Linked DNA regions of Mus musculus: region 2 is linked to region 1. A link is a loop called in an ENCODE intact Hi-C map of the cell type or tissue named here. Cell type or tissue: left cerebral cortex. All regions are shown on one strand.

The links. Peaks named below come from ENCODE experiments on the same cell type or tissue, not always from the same donor. Only the 100,000 strongest peaks of a DNase experiment are listed, where the experiment ranks them.
Region 2: a loop joins it to region 1, with 2.0 times the contacts of the local background. A loop is called at or near these places in 3 of 42 quality-filtered maps.

Annotation. Positions count from the first base shown.
Region 1 is chr3:152,862,682-152,870,681 of GRCm38, reverse strand. The region is part of intron 2 of St6galnac5 (ST6 (alpha-N-acetyl-neuraminyl-2,3-beta-galactosyl-1,3)-N-acetylgalactosaminide alpha-2,6-sialyltransferase 5); the gene reads left to right. Among named protein-coding and RNA genes, the nearest start is that of Gm46830, 33 kb to the left of the region's middle. In left cerebral cortex, no CTCF peak of the experiment used is centred here; DNase peaks (open chromatin) are centred at 2,344, 2,810, 4,129 and 4,446.
Region 2 is chr3:152,965,830-152,973,829 of GRCm38, reverse strand. The region is part of intron 2 of St6galnac5 (ST6 (alpha-N-acetyl-neuraminyl-2,3-beta-galactosyl-1,3)-N-acetylgalactosaminide alpha-2,6-sialyltransferase 5); the gene reads left to right. The region is part of intron 2 of Gm46830 (a long non-coding RNA gene); the gene reads right to left. Among named protein-coding and RNA genes, the nearest start is that of St6galnac5, 12 kb to the left of the region's middle. In left cerebral cortex, a CTCF peak has its summit at 3,831; DNase peaks (open chromatin) are centred at 2,246, 3,767 and 6,651; H3K27ac peaks cover 980 bases.

The sequences.
Region 1 (8,000 bases):
CGTTCCTGAAGGCATAGCTTCATCCTTAGCCAGGCTCAAGATCCCCCTTCCCTCCTGCAGACTGAATGGAGGGCTTGCCTGGGGAACACCAACCACTCCTCAAGACAACACCCACTCTCTAGCATCCATGAACAGTGACTGCCCAACCTCTGTCCCCCACCTGCACATAAAATGTCATGTACTCTACATGGCTTTGCCAAGGTCATGTGATGTCCTCAGATCTGGGATTGGAGTCCAGGCTTCTTGTCCCAGAATTTAAATACTGAGCCTCTTTGTGTCAAGTCCTTTCCCCGACTTGACAAATTCACTGGGATGCGTGTCCCTTGAAATTACATCTATTTCTTCCTGACATTGTTTCACAGTGGAGAAAATAGCACTGTTCTCAGGCCTTTGAACGGCTACACCCATGGACAGACTGGAGAAGGGACAAATGCTGAAATTAGGGTCTTCAACTTCTCATAAGTTCCCTTTCTAAATGGGTGAAAGAAATGTACTGGTGATTGTTTCAAAAAACAATGAGCAAGAGCCCGGTTATTAAAGCCTCTTGTCTCTGGATGGCATAACAATTTAAAAGGGCAGGGAGCCAGCAACCATGTATCTGATGTGCTACAAAGAGAGGGAAAGGCACACTGGGCTTCCCTAAAATGTCACAGAATCACCCGACGAGCATGAAGGGAACAAGACACCCCATCCAAGTGTCCATTTCATGAACTGTCACTAGGAAAAACTGAAGGGTAAGAGATGCGATTGGAGTCTCCAGCTCCCATACCGGAAGGAAACACTGGGTTTGGGGGCGGGGCTTGATGCAACAGGAAGTCTGCTGGGCGTTGTTTCCTTGAGCACCAGGATGTCGGTGGAGTGGAATAGATGTGGTTCCACAGGCTATGAAAATGGCAGTCTTATTCTCCAATCAGTGTGGGTTTAGGGGTGAAAATTACGAATGCCCCCAGAAGCTATGAAGGCAGGACAAGTGTATGAGACTGGCCAGGAGAGGGTCCGGGGCACTGGGACAAACACCTGATCCGCAGGCAGTAAACCTGCTGCTGGGTCCCACGGGGCTATGAACACCAGGGATATCACCCTGTGGAGGCTCTGAGGCTTTGATGGAAGCAAGATGGCCTTACGCTTGTGTGAATTGCTCAAACCACTGTTTTTATCATGTATAGGGTGAGAGAAGGTCCTTTAGGGAAGACTTGGTAAATCCCCACTGTGTAGGAAGCTGCAAAGACCCTGTGCAGAAGCACTCCCGCCTAGTGGGGAGAGCCTGTGACTTTCTAACCCACAGTGTCCACTGCTAGGACAGACCCTGCCTTCATTTGTAAAGCAAAAGGCTTGACTCACCCTAAACTCTTCCAATCTTAATCCTGATTATAGATACATACACATTGTAAAACTCCCGTGATACCTCATCAAAGATGCCCGTCAGCTGGGGCAGTATTTGTTTTGCTTTCGATTGTAGATTTCCCTTCCCTTAGACAACATAAGAGAGAAAGAAGAGTCTATCAGACGGCCTTCTCCTCTTTTCTGTTAGTATACAAAATAAAAGAAATAGTTGACTTAAGATTTTTTTAAAATGCTCAGTTTTGAATGTCTGTGGTCATGGTACCTTCCTGCTCTTGGGCTTGGAGGGAGGAAGTCCTGCGTGGCATAACACGTAACCGAGAAGCCACCCATCTCTCCTGTCAGCTGAAAATCAACGAGAGAATAGGAAGAGTTAGATACCCAAGAGTCTCCTCAAGAGTATGCAACCAAAGACCCTATCCCCTCAGGGTTCCTCAGACTGCCACCAGTTATGAGTAGTTAGTTCTATAAGCTTCGGACCAAACTTCAGACCAAGCCACACCACACACACACACAAACACTTGCATTCACACATAATTAACTAATTATGATGTCCTGCATTGGCCATGTGTCGAATATTCTTGGAAATCATTTGACTTCTTGTCTTGGGATGACAATTAGGAAAAGTGACATGGCTGCCCCAGGTTGAACACTGGTGAACACTAGCCATGGGTCCTTCCCTGCCACCTGGGTCCTTCCCCCTCATCTGGGTCCTTCCCCACACCTGGGTCCTTCCCCCTCACCTGGCTCCTTCCCCCTCAGCTGGGTCTTCCCCCTCAAGTGATCACTGGCGTTAGTCCCCTATCACTTTCTAATGTCTGATTTTACAGGCTTCCAGAAGGCAGAGACTTCAGAGCCACCCTGACTTACAGGACAGCAAAGAGATCACTTGACAGATGAGTGTGACATGTCAGAAGGGAGCCAGGGACGCAGGCTAAGAAAAGACTTGGGCGGCCCTGGCTCTGCCAACTGGACAGATGGCTTCTTCAAAGCCCCCGGGAAACAGTGAAGCCACATTAATTCTCCTGAGCTTCTGGGAGGAGAGCAAGCCACCCCTCCTTAAACTGTTCCATTGTGTAGAAATTGCATCCTCTGGGTGACAGGGCAGAGGGCGGATCCACCCAGACATTCCCAATGTCATTTATTAGGGGCAATCTTGGTGTCACAGAACATTGAAAGGCGTGTTATTTTCTCCACATAGGACCTATGAAAGAAGAAAGAGGTCTGCTTTGTCAGCTGAGTGGAGAGAGGGGACATAGGGTTTGCTGTCACCACAGAAGTGCTTGGTGACACTCGACAGGAGTAAGCTTTGTTCTCCTGTTTCCATTCTTATGACACTGAGATGGAAATTGCTTCCAAAGGGAGAACGGAAGTTATGGAAGCTTGCATCTTTATAAGTGTAGGAGTAGCGAGTCAGAAGCAGTTTGAGCAGACCATCTGGAGCGTCAGCCAGCCCCACCCTGCTGGAACTTTCACACCGAGCTTGCAGGTGACCCAGCTCTGTGGACAAGTCAGGCCTACGCACTTGGTTCTCTGTAGTCTATAAGTAGTAGAAGGTTCCAGAAATGTCTGTCCTGATTTCAATTGCAGCCTTTAGGGTGTGCATTCCCTTCTGCTGGAAACCAGCCTGGACACCCTGTTGACTCAGTCAGTGGTTGTTGAACGTTCTTTGATCCAAGCATGGTAGTATGTGACCAGAATCCCAACAACTAGAGAAGGTGAGGCAGGCTGATCACCAGTCCCCATGAGTTTGAGACCAGCCTAGGCAACCTAGCATGGTGTTTTGTCACCCAAATAGAAGGATGTGACAAATCCTCATAGCCACAGGAATTTAGGAGTGTCTGGTGTGTCATGTTATCTGTCCAAATTCTTACCTTATTATTCCATCTCTGTAAACAGAAAGGTCTTACACTCAAGTTACAGATATTCGCACATGCTGGCCAGTGTAACACTTCAGCACAAACATCTAGACAATATTCTGCATTAAAATACTGTTAGACCGAGTTCATAGCACTAAAATAATGCAAGACATTGAGCCAAGGATCTGAATTTTGCCGATGATGAACTAACAGTCCTGATAAGACTGGAGGGGGCTATGTCAACAATTAGACAGGTATGGTCTTCTTCGTAGTCCTGATTGCATTGAAGAAAAGTGTCTTTCAGAGGATTACCCTGTCTTCACATTTAAAATGACCTTAATATGGTTCTGAGAGGCCCTAGAGTGTGAGGAAGTTACAACATTTTGTTTGTTTGTTTGTTTGTTTGATCTTCCTTCCTGTTGCAGATGTGTAGTCTGGGGAAGGGTAGAGGTTTATGTCAGTTACTTCAGGTAGCATTCAAACTTCCCCAAGCTTGGTGAAAACCACAGGAGTCATAGGTTTGTAATTACAACTTCTAAGAGCTGACCAGATGCAGCAAGGCGGGCCTCAGACCCGCTATCACATCTCATCACCCCCCTACCCCTACCCCCAATGATGAGTGCCCATGCTGGCTGAGAGCAGGGACTTCAGGGGAGCTGTGGGTAGGGATTCCTCCAAGTGGCCTCTGAGTTTCCTGAGCTTTCTCCCAGCATGGCTGCCAGACACTGGAGCTAAGGAGCTCAGAACAGAGGTGTGGCAAAAGCTCCAAGGTCAGACATCACCATGTCCCACTGTCTGCTGTTGGCTGGGAGAGACACACTCTGATTACCTCACGTTGGGGCAAGGAAAACGAAGTACTGCCGCTTACAAGGACTATGTACTAAAACCAACAGTCCAAGCAGTCTCGTCTCCAAACTGCAGTCACACAGTTCCTCCATCACGGCTTAGTGACTCACATCCTGGAGAGTAAGCCCAGCATCCGAATCAGCTAGGTCTGGGGTATATTGTTCTTCTAGCTCCCACGTGAAGTTCTGTGAAAGCAGCATCAGCTTTCCCCCTCCTCCTCCCCCCCTCAACCCACCCCCACTGCACCCCCTCCCGCCCCACGAGCGGCTTCTGGAACCAGCAGTATTCTCAGGTTGGTAATGACTTCATTGTAGTTTAGCACCACTGTGTGCAGCTGGGATTCTGAAGGTGGCAGGTCTGTTTCCGGAGGCATCCCGAAGATGGGTGGTTGGCCGTATCCATTGTGCACGGAGCGGCATCGCTCACGCCTGCCTTTGTGCTGCACAACAGCGCCTGTTCATCAGTGTGATCCATTATACCCGGCTTTCTACTTCTGTCTCTCTGTGCAGATTCCATTCTCTTCTCTGATTGCTTTTGCTTCTTAGACCATTACTCTAGTTGATGGTGCCAGGTTATCATTGGACCCCATCTCGCTCTCCAATAAGCCTGTGATTGATACTAATCTTCCTCATGGGACACATTTTATGGGATGCACAGTAGAAGCCTCTTTCTAAATCTTAGCTTCTATATGCTGACAATTTACGGGGTTGTGCCTCTCACCCGTGTCAGAAGGCTTCAGGGAAACTTTAGGATCGTAATCAGACCTCCTAATAAGAATATCTATGCCTTTTATATACAGACAGTCACTCACTTCCTTCAGACCGAGCTACACCCCCATTGGTACTCTCTCCCTCCAGCTAATAAGACACACACCTAGCCCAGTGCTATCTGGGCTGTAGCCAGTTCCTAGAAACTCAGCGTGGATCATTTGTCTCTTCTGAGGAGAGTGGAATTTTAATTATACTAATGAAAGCTTTCATTTGCCACCACGTCCATAAAAACAGAAAATTAAGGTAGCTACAGACACCTCACTGAAGCAGACACCTTGCTGACACCCTGCCTCTCCCTGGAAGATGAGCTGCTGAGACGTTTACAGGCACACAACATAACCCTCAGATTAACACATGCCTTGGAGTTAAAACTTTCCAAACAATATTTTAGGAAAAGTTTTGATTTCTCAGGAGAAATTGTGCCTTAAGATAGAAAGCAAGTGCCGTGCACTTTTCGCTTGGGGCACTGTTAGGGTCTCTGTCTTTTAAGTGGCAGCATCCAGAAAATAGACTTCTAGGAGTCTAAACCTTTACACAGTCTAGTGATGGGCACCAGCTGGTTTACTCAGAGCTAAGGAAGTTCTTCTCTTGCTTCAGTCCAGCCGTGCTGCAGACCAGCAACACTCCACAAAACTGGCTGTGCTTTATATTGTGATTTTAAAATTCCAATCCAATTGTATATATTATGGAAAATAAATGCACAAAAACTATGGTTGTTTTTTTTTCAGTGCCAGGGGTGGTGGCACACACTTGTAATCCCAGTCTGAGTGGAGGGAGACAGCGCATCCCAGCAGCTTGATGGTCAGCCATTCTAACCTCAGTGACTTGCAGGCCAGGGAGAGACCCTGCCTCAAAAAACACAAGGTGAATGATATCTAAAGAAGCAATTCTGAGGTTGTTCTCTGGCTTTTACCCACACATATGTACACAAGTGTACCTATACACATATACATGCACACATCCGTGCACTCTTGAGCGAGCACACACACCTTTAATGACTGGACCTCACAGGTATCCTGTGATCTGCATCTGAAAGTGGGTCCTCCTCAGGGCTGGCTTTTAGGAGGTGGGAAACTGCCTGTTTTTCCTCATCTGATATGGGGATTTCAGAAATGTCTTTGCCATTCGAGGCCCAGAAACTACAGAGAACACATGGGCAGGGGACCCGCCTGTTCACACAGGCTAAGGTACGACCTATGCAGAAGGAGTGCCATCCACACAGCTGGAGCATGCCAAGACCTGACCATCCCCAGAGCACCAGAACCCCCTCCCCAGCCTGTCTGGGTATACTTGGAGACTCCTCCTATCTCCAAAGCCCATCTGCTGTGAACCACCTTTCAGCATGTTCTCAGCAACGGTCAGATTGCCTCCATGGTCCTTCAGCTTTCTGTATCCTTCACCGGTCCCTGCCCTGTAGCTTCCATTTACTCTAATCATAAACATGGCAGTACTGGAAGGATGCCGATGCAGATGTCGATGCCGATGCCGATGTCGATGCCGATGCCGATGCCGATGCCGATGCCGATGCCGATGCCGAAGTCTTTACCATCGTTCTGTGTCCTAGGATGATGCTAAAATCCCCGATTCCCCACCACAACCACTTAGGCTTGAGGATTCTCACACTCGAACCCAGTTTACTAGGTAAGAATCAGGTTGTCTTGGGTACCTGAGTCTTTCCAGACTGGGCCATGGAATATCAAGTTCGACCTGGAAGTGCCAGAAAACTGGGGCACATCTGTAGCCAGTGTGGATCAAGGGGTACTCAGAAGACAAGGCGGAGGTGATAACGAGGGGAAAGTTCAGTTCAGAGAGCTGGCTGACAGGAAGATGGGCTGGGCGGCAGCTGCCTCACTGGTCAAAGCTTCCCAGTCCCACCGCAGTGCCCTCTCCCCCATGCAGGCAGCCTGTGGGTTCTAGTTAGGAGCCCCTGCCTACAGAGGCAGGGGCTTAACCTCTCTCAGCAGTGAGGAACCATAAATACGGGACTGTCCGTGGGAGGCTCAGACTTGTCTAGAACCGGTTCCAGGAAAGACTGTTGTTCCCTAGATTTTCTGTTAGGAGGTGACATCTCACAATGAGGTGGGATCTGGCTGGCCACTTGCACATTAAGCTCAATCTTAGCTTTGGCCATGATTATGGGATGTTGGGTGTATTTCTTGACTCCCATTTCTTAGCTTTGGCCCTGATTATGGGATGTTGGGTGTATTCCTTGACTCCCATTTCTTAGCTTTGGCCCTGATTATGGGATGTTGGGTGTATTCCTTGACTCCCATTTCTTAGCTTTGGCCCTGATTATGGGATGTTGGGTGTATTCCTTGACCTCCCAGGTCTGCTCTTTCTTCCAAATGTGGCTTATTTTAAAGGTCATGTACCACCTTTGATCCATGTCATCTTCATAGAAAAAAAAGGTGGACTCTAGGACTTAGTCATGACTAAGGAGAGGCTCCCGGCACCTCCGCCAGGGAGAGGCTTTCTGCTCCTATCTGTGAGCACCTTGCATCAACCTCTGACACTTGCTGGCTGTGTTCCCTCTCTCCCCTGCCAGTCCCACTGTCTCTCCATAAAAGCACAGCATAGCTGGTAGCATTTGAGGTTGTTTTCTGGAAGGCACAGGCGTGCCTGTCTCTGCGTGGAGCGGGGATTGATTTGTCTCAGGGGCCTCATTCCAGCCCTGGCATTGACTTCTGGAGGTGTCATTGAGAGGGGTTCAGCAGGATAACCTTCACGACTCCCCAGAGAAGGGGGGATACAGCCCCATGTCCAGGTTCCCGGGATCTGTGCCACATGCTGGGCTCTGTAGGCCAGGGGCGGACAGCACAGCAGCTGTCAGCATCAGGCAGGCTCTCCTCGCCATCTCCCCAGTGCACACTGTTTGAGAAAGGATCTGTTTGGTTGAGTCCTTTGTATCCTCAGCATGAAGAACCTGGCACATAACAAACTCCTGAAAAGTGCTTGTTTGAATGGAGACACAAATGGGAATGTGTTGGGTATGGGTATAATGCTATGAACATGGCTCCACTTGCCACGCCATAACAGATCAACAGTGACACACGTAGAGGGCCCAGGAACAAGCAGAGTGTCCAGGCCATGAGTTCCCAAGCACCCTTTGCTGTGTTTTTCAAAAAGATAAGGGGAGAAAAGGAATATGTATTGGTGGAGATGTGGTCAGGTATGGGGGAAAGGG
Region 2 (8,000 bases), 100 kb before region 1:
AAGATCTCATTATTCTGAAATGAATATGAGAATATGCCTCCAGATAGTTGAAAAGAGTCTTCTACCAATGACTGGGCTGGCCACAGCTACTCTAAAGGGGGCACAGAACACATAGCACTGATGTAATTGGAACAATTTGCAGCTCAGTAAAGTTGGCTGTTAAAAGTCACTGAAGCAAACTGGGGAGGGGCCTATGGGTAAAACTGCCTGCTTACAGCACAGCCTGAAGACCTAAAAACTGATCCCCCAAACCACATACAACCCTGTACCATGCATCTCTAATCCCAACAGTCTAAAGGAAACAAGGGGAGAAGACAGGAGAATTACTCAGAAAGTCCTGGGACCAGCCAGCCTGGCATACGCATACAGAGACAAAAACAACGGAGAGATCCTGCCTCCGAAACAAGGTAGAAAGGTAGAGGGAGACCAATTCCTAAAAGCTGATCTCTGACTTCCTATGTGTGCTGTGCGGAACTCATGCTCACACTCAAATACACATCACAGTCACACACACACACACAAGCTCACACTCATACACACATCACTGTCACACACATACACATGCTCACACTCATACATTAGTCACACACACGTCACACTCACACACACATCACAGTCACACACATACATGCTCACACTCATAGACACATCACACAATATGCATCACACACATACATATATCACACACATATACATCATACATTCATACACACATGTGTTCATACACACATCACACACACACACCACACTCATACACACATTACACACACACCACACATATACCACATATGCTCACAGTCATACACATATCACATATATACCACACACATGTTCATACACACACCACACACATCACACTCACACAATCATAACATACTCATACACACATAATACACAAATATGCACCTACACAGGCGTGCGTGTACCCAGGTGTGCGTGCGCGTGCGTGTGCACACATACAAGCACACACACACACACACAGAGCCATGATTAATAAGACATTACTTCCATCTGAAACTTCACAATCCAGGCCTCCATCACCTGCATTTCTCTGCACACTTTTATCAGTTCTGCTCCAACAGAGCAGTGGCCCTTTAACCTCTGAACACTCACTCTCTTTTCTAGCCCAATATTATAAGTATTTCACAATCACCCCCAGAGCATCATGGTCATGTCCGCCACACTCACTGATAAAAATTCCTGTCCTAGTTAGCTTCCTGTTGCTATGATAAAACAGGGAAAGGGTTAATTTGGCTTCCATGGTCCTGATCCCTGGCAGTCACTCAGGGAAGTCAGGCAGTCACAGAAGGAAAGCTATGGAGGAGTGCTGCTGACTGGCCTAGTCCGCACAGCTCACTCCAATTGCTGTCTTATACACCCCAGGGTACCTGCCCCAGAGTGGCACTGCCTACAGTGATCTGGGCCCACCCACATCAGTCATTAATGAAGAAAATGCCCCTCCCACACACACACATCTGATGCAGGCATTTCACAGTTGAGGTCCCCCTCTTCATCTTTTGTGTATAGTTGACAAAAAAACTAGCCAGCACACAAAGTAATCAGGCCAAAGGGAGTATAGTAGTTAATGACATGCAGAAATGCTACAGCCTGACCACTCATTCAGTGAAATTACCTTTTCCCCAGTAGGAAAGAGGGTGCTATCTAGAGACCCAGCCAACCAAGAGTTTGAAGGACTGTCGTTTTGCAAATCCCATAGCCTATCCTGACCTCTGAGATGGAACGCCTATTCTGAATTACTCCAGGCAGACAAGAAACCTGTTAAAAACTACGAGGGAGGAAATTAACCTTGACAGTTTTTGCAGCTCAGAATGGGAAGGAAACTTCGTTATTATTATTTTCTGTCTTTGTGACGATGGAGCTATCTGCGGTGTCTGAAAAGCACACAGATGCTGAGAGTTCTCAGTCTGAAGTGCCGAGTTAAACAATTATTCCTTATAAGAAGCATATTCTGAAAATTAATTGCACATATGGGACATCTCAAATGACCGACCTGTGTTATTGCATTTCTACTTACAGATTGGCTTATGTTCCCTGCAAGCTTCCATTCCAGTGCCTGCCCATTTCTTAGAGCATCCAGCTCACACCCCTTAGGAAGACCAACAGGGGCTCCATGACCTACTTCTCCAGCCCCAACCCCTGCAGCTCCTCTGAGCTCAGGCTCCACACACTCCGGGAGCACAGCTTGCTCACCTACACACATCTGCTGTTCCTTCTGCAGAAACTACCCTTCCATGGGCAGGAGATGACTCACAAGTGAAAAGCGGGCACTGCTCTTGCAGAGGACTCAAGCTTGGGCCTCCACATCCACACAGGTGACTCACAGCAGCCTGTAAACTCCAGCTCCAGAGGCTATGACACTGTCTTCCCGTCTCTGTGGGCAACTGCACTCAGGTGCACATGAGCACATACTGACGCCAGGCACATGCACATATTTAAAATGAAAACGCATCTTTTTTGGGAAGAAATAGTGTTCTTTCAGTTTGCCAGAGATTTAATTATTAAGACCCCGACCAAGGCTTTCTCTCTAAAGTTCCCCCAGAAACCTGCATGCAAAGGAGGGAGACATTCCTTTAGACCGCCCATATCAGTCCCCTCATCTCATATACAATGAGCACCTACTATGTAGTCGGTACTACAGAGAAAGGGGAATGGGACAAACACCAGGCCCTGCCCAGAGCAGAAGTAAGGGAAATCAAGGGCACCTGACCCCGAGAATTCTGCTGTTTGGTACACAGCATGTACTTATGCAAACAAGACAGTATCCTGGTCACATGATCCTATGGGCCAGCCCTGTGTATGGACTTCATTGCTGATGGAAATGCTACTGTACTATGCTTGGCTGTATTAGCAATATAGCCTAGCAAGTGCCAAGCTATTCTTTGTAGCTGTGCACATTTTTTGTCACATAGTATTTCCATTGGTATTTCTTCACCTGTCTCCCAGTCTTGTCTGCCCGACTTCTTAAACATAATTTAGTCATATTGTGTCTTGTAAGTATCAAATCTCAGTAAATCCTTGTTGAGTCTAGCTGTGATCATGCCGCATTTGATTATGTTATATTTGAATAAACCTGGCTAATAGACTCATTAATCATGAGAATGGACAAAAATGATAAATGGGGGAAGAAAGACTTTACATACCCAGGCTTAATTTCTGAATCTTTTGAAAACACAGACCTTCCAAATGGTGGACCAGATGTTGAAGCAAGAGGATGTGTTTAGGTTCTTTGTAGTGAGCTATGTAACTTCTAGGCTTAAGTTAGCCTGCAGAGATGTTAAACAACATGCACTTGTTCCTTAGTCTGCTATATGCATGTGCCTACCTTGTACCTAACATTGTGTGTTGGGATCAGGAGGCAGCAGACAAGAGATAAAGCATGACCCCCCCAACTCTGAGACTCACATCCACAGGGAAAGGCAGAGAAACATATATCAAGTAACTGGAGGATTGGATAGGACAGTGAACATGCTGCAGAGCTTGGATTTATCCCGAAATCACTGTGAGGTAGAGAAGCAACTACCTCAGATGTGTGTTTCAGCTAGGTCGTTCTGGCATTGGTATAGTGATTAGAGTAGCTCTTGGTTACAGGGCAGAGAGCCTGCTGCTCACAGCAGCACGCTAGTGCTACGGGCAGCGTCGGTGACATTGGCAGCCAGGGGATCAAGACAGCTAGGGTTTCTGCCTGCGTGAAGATTCTGAGCTTGCCACCTAGAATGCTCAGACAGTCGGAATACAGCTTCTTCAACTGTAGAAGGTTCGTGGTTCAAGACTGCCTCTCAATGGCTGCCGAAAGAGTCTCAGATGATCCCAGATGGCAGCTCAACTTTGTCTAATTTTGAACCTTTCTGTGTATCTTAATGCCTCATGCCGACTTGAGCAAAACAGGAAGCCGTGATGTTATGGTTAGGGCTGAAGCGGGCTGTCTGCAGAGACAGCATAATGCATGCTGGTGACAATGAGAATTAAGCTCCCCGCCTGCAGCAGAATCGGTGGGACCTGGAGTGAAGGGACTCTGGGGACTTTATAGTGTTTCGCTTCTCTGTGGGGTGGCAGACTTACCAGGCACGGGCTTTTCATAGAGTAAGGTAAAGGGTGGTTTTCCTGCCTCTCATTTCCCATTTAGCTATAGAGAGAACAATTACCATTCTTTGAAATCACCTTTGTTAACGACATCTGAGGAAAGGGAAGGTTCTATTCTAGTTTCATCAGAGAGAAATTGGCCATAAAGTAACAAAAAAATTGTCAAGAGGAAGCCTTGGTCTTAATTCATCCAATGGCATTTATTTGATTGGAAACACAAACACATACTGTACATCTAAATGAACGGCAGGTTTATGGGGCCCATATTTGGAGTTATTCAGCAATTTGCACCTGCCAGGCGGCTTCGGGGACATATGCAAGGTGTCTTGAGTTACCTGCAACTCCCACTCCACACCAAAAGTCATAAAACCCATTCTCTTCAGTTTTATTCAACTTGTACAAGTTTTGAACAAGGAATGCACAAAAAGTGGTAATGGTCTGTGTGTGTTCTAGGCTGCAGGAAGGCAGATGAGGATTGTGGGAACTCGTGGGAACTCCCATCCTATCTGCTTCAGCAACAGCCACGCTGAGAGAAGCTCAGCCCTGGTGCTACCTACACTTGCCACAGATGGACACCGAGGAGTCATGCTCCTGCCCCAGACCCCAAGGAGTCATGCTCCTGCCCCAGACACTGAGGAGTCATACTCCTGCCCCAGACATGGGTGGGTTTTGATGTAGGCTCACCACGTGATGAATTCCTAAGTCCAAAGTTCAGACATCGATGTCAGAGAAGGACAACGTAGGCAAGCACGGTACCTTGTCCCAGTGAGTCTACAGCAATGGCAGGCGATGGTGCCTCGTTTGTGCTCTTATAATAGAGTCCTGGATCATAGGAATACTTATAAAGAGCAGACATTCCTCACAGCTGTGCAGGGAGGAATCTAAGATGGTCATTGGGTGTCTGGTGAAAGCTACATCCCCAAAGGGGATGAACGAGAGGTGAGTCCTCCCAAGGCTGAGCAGAGAAGGTGTGGTACAACTCTACTGTATAGACCTGTTGGGTATGAAGCATTTATGGCTCTGCTAGAAGGGCAGATACAACTCTACTGTATAGACCTGTGGGGCACTTCTGGCTCTGCTATCAGCATCCAGTACCTTAAGGGGCACAGTGGTCGCTTTTGTCATCACGGTGATCAAATAATCTGACATAACACTTTGAAGAGGAAGAGGGGACATGGATCATCGTGGCAGGGAAGATGGCAGCAGGAAGCTCCGCTGGAGAGGGAAGGAGCCTGGTCTGCTATTCCTGGCCTCCCCCACACCTCAGCGGAATTGGGAAGCAGAAAGCTGACAGAAAATGGGGCAGGGATGTAGATCTCAAGCCCGGTGACCAACATCCAAAGGTAGAGCAAGCCTGCGGGGAACGTTTGATATTCAAACCATAGCAGGCGGAGTTCATATGGCCTATCCCCTCTGAAAGTCCCTAACTCTTAACCGATGGCACTGGCAAGGTTACTATAATTAGGTACAGGGACCCAAAATAAAGACCAGAGGGAAGAAGAGTGCCAGCTCCTTCCCTGTGAGCAGAGGCTCTGCAGTCCTTCGGAACTCTTCATCGGGCTCTAGAAAGCTCAGTCAGGCTGTCTTGGGTAGACACTGAATGATCTGTGAGGGATCAGGAGCTTTCTGTTATTACATATTACATCATTACATCATTGCATATGAACCAATAGCCTGTTTGCGAATAGAATATCAATAAGCTAAAGGATCCGAGAGTGACCAGGCCCCAGAGTGACTGTGGTCTACAGTGAGCCCCAAACCCCTGGGGGATGACAACCTCAGCATTGACTGATCTGCTAGTCAAAGGCCATTTGTAACTATGGAGACGGGCTCTGTGTGCTACCCAGACACTTACCTGCGCTCTTGTACATGACCTACTTTCCTCTTCTTTCCTTTTGCTTTTAGAGACAAAGTCTCATTAGTTAGCCTAGGCTAGCCCTGAACTTGCAACCCCTGTATCTACTCTTAGAGTGCAGAGATGGGAAATGTGCGTCACTTTGTCCAGTGTAAAGGACGTTTTAGTTATTTACTTCCTTCCTTGGTATGGATGTTTTGCCTGCGTATATGTCTGTGCACCATATGTATGCCTGGTCCTATGGAAGGGAGAAGAGGGTGTTGGGCTGGAGTTAGGACTGGAGTTAACAGACAGTTGGGAACTGCCATGTGGGTGCTAGAAACCAAACCTGGGTGGGTCCTTTGGAAGAGAAGCCAGTGCTATTAACAGCTAAGTCATCTCTATGGGCCCTAAAGGGCTTTTCTTAGTGAATCCACAAAACAGTGAGACCTCTGGAAGGTCTCAAGGGTGGAGAGCAGCCAGGCGTTCCTCTATGCATTTCCTAGGTTTCTATGCCAACCTATGGACACACAAGCTCAACAGCAGTTCACCCAGACCTTTCTTGTAGACCACAGTACAGCACACAGAGTCCCTTCTGTTGGAAGCCATACACCAGGAAAAAGAACCAGGTTGCTTACTTTGAAAAAAAAAATGAACATCAGTCTTTTCCCTATAGTATATGTGGGTGTGCGTGGCAACGTGACAGAGGTAAAGAAAAACTAAGCCTTACTCATGAATTTCTCACTAAAACATAATTACCCTTGGTATTTTAGTACGCTTCCTTATGGAAGTCTTCATACCTATCACAATGTGCGTAGATGGTGCTCACTGATTCTTCGACGGATGGGATGACTTAATTCATTCAACAGCGTAAAACTAAAATACAGTCCAGGTAGTCTGGGCTGCTATGAAACCGAGCATTGACATTTCTGTTGAAGTCCCCTTGGCTGCCCTGGAAGGAATGTGTGTCCTTGACCACGCCTCTCTCTCATTGGCTGCCCTTGACCACGCCTCTCTCTCATTGGCTGCCCTTGACTACACCTCTCTCCCATTGGCTGCCCTTGACCACGCCTCTCTCCCATTGGCTGCCCTTGTCCACTCCTCTCTCCCATTGGCTGCCCTTGACCACGCCTCTCTCCCAGTGGCTGCCCTTGACCATGCCTCTCTCCCAGTGGCTGACTGCCCTCAGGCACTTTTCAGATGAGGCCGGTTCCTCCCTGCCTCCCTCTCACCCACCCATTTTGCCAACTGAAGAAATATTTAAATTTCATAAATCATCCTCAGTAATCCTTTCATCCCTCTTGACATTTTTCTTTAAATCTCACTAAGTGATGGGTATTTGGGGAACAGCCAGAAGTAGCCCCTCGTGTGGCACTTCCAGAACACTGATGGAGAGGAGGGGCCCAGTGGGGGTGGGATTGGATGGGTGAGGGGCTCTTGACATGCACAGCCTCCTATTTGCCTCTGTGGGCCAGGCTTCAGCCTTACCCATTCCGTAAAGACTGTAGCTCAAAACAGCCATCCACAGGAAGGGCAGACCTGCTTACTGGATATTATTTTGTTTCCTAGAAAGAAATTTCACAGCTCAACAATTTGTAACTCTCTTAATTAGTGACTCTTAATTAGTGACTTTTCTGGGTTGCTTATAGTCTGTGTAATTATATCTTTATGGGACAGTCTCAAAATGCATTGTTCTTCCCGTCCATGGGCAGAATAGGTCTGCCCTTAGAGCTCTGGCACCCCGCTCCCACACAGGATGAATGGCAGAGGACCAGCTAGCACAGCCTCGGGAACCGCACTTGCACTTGCCGGTGGGTGCTGCCTCTTCATTGCAGCCAGGCTTTTGTTTTCCAGGCCCTTTTTGTCCACTAGATTAAAGAGTTAAGGAATTCTCACCATTTTTTACCGTGTCGAGCAGTGAGTGCAGCTACTTATTTCCAAGGACTTTGTCCCTCCCTCCCTTAGTCCCTGGACACTCAGTTCTACTTCTGTCTCCATGGATAGGCCTAGTCTCCAGGTCCCAAGGAGGTTCTGCCTTCCCATGGCCAGAGGCAGAAGAGCAAAA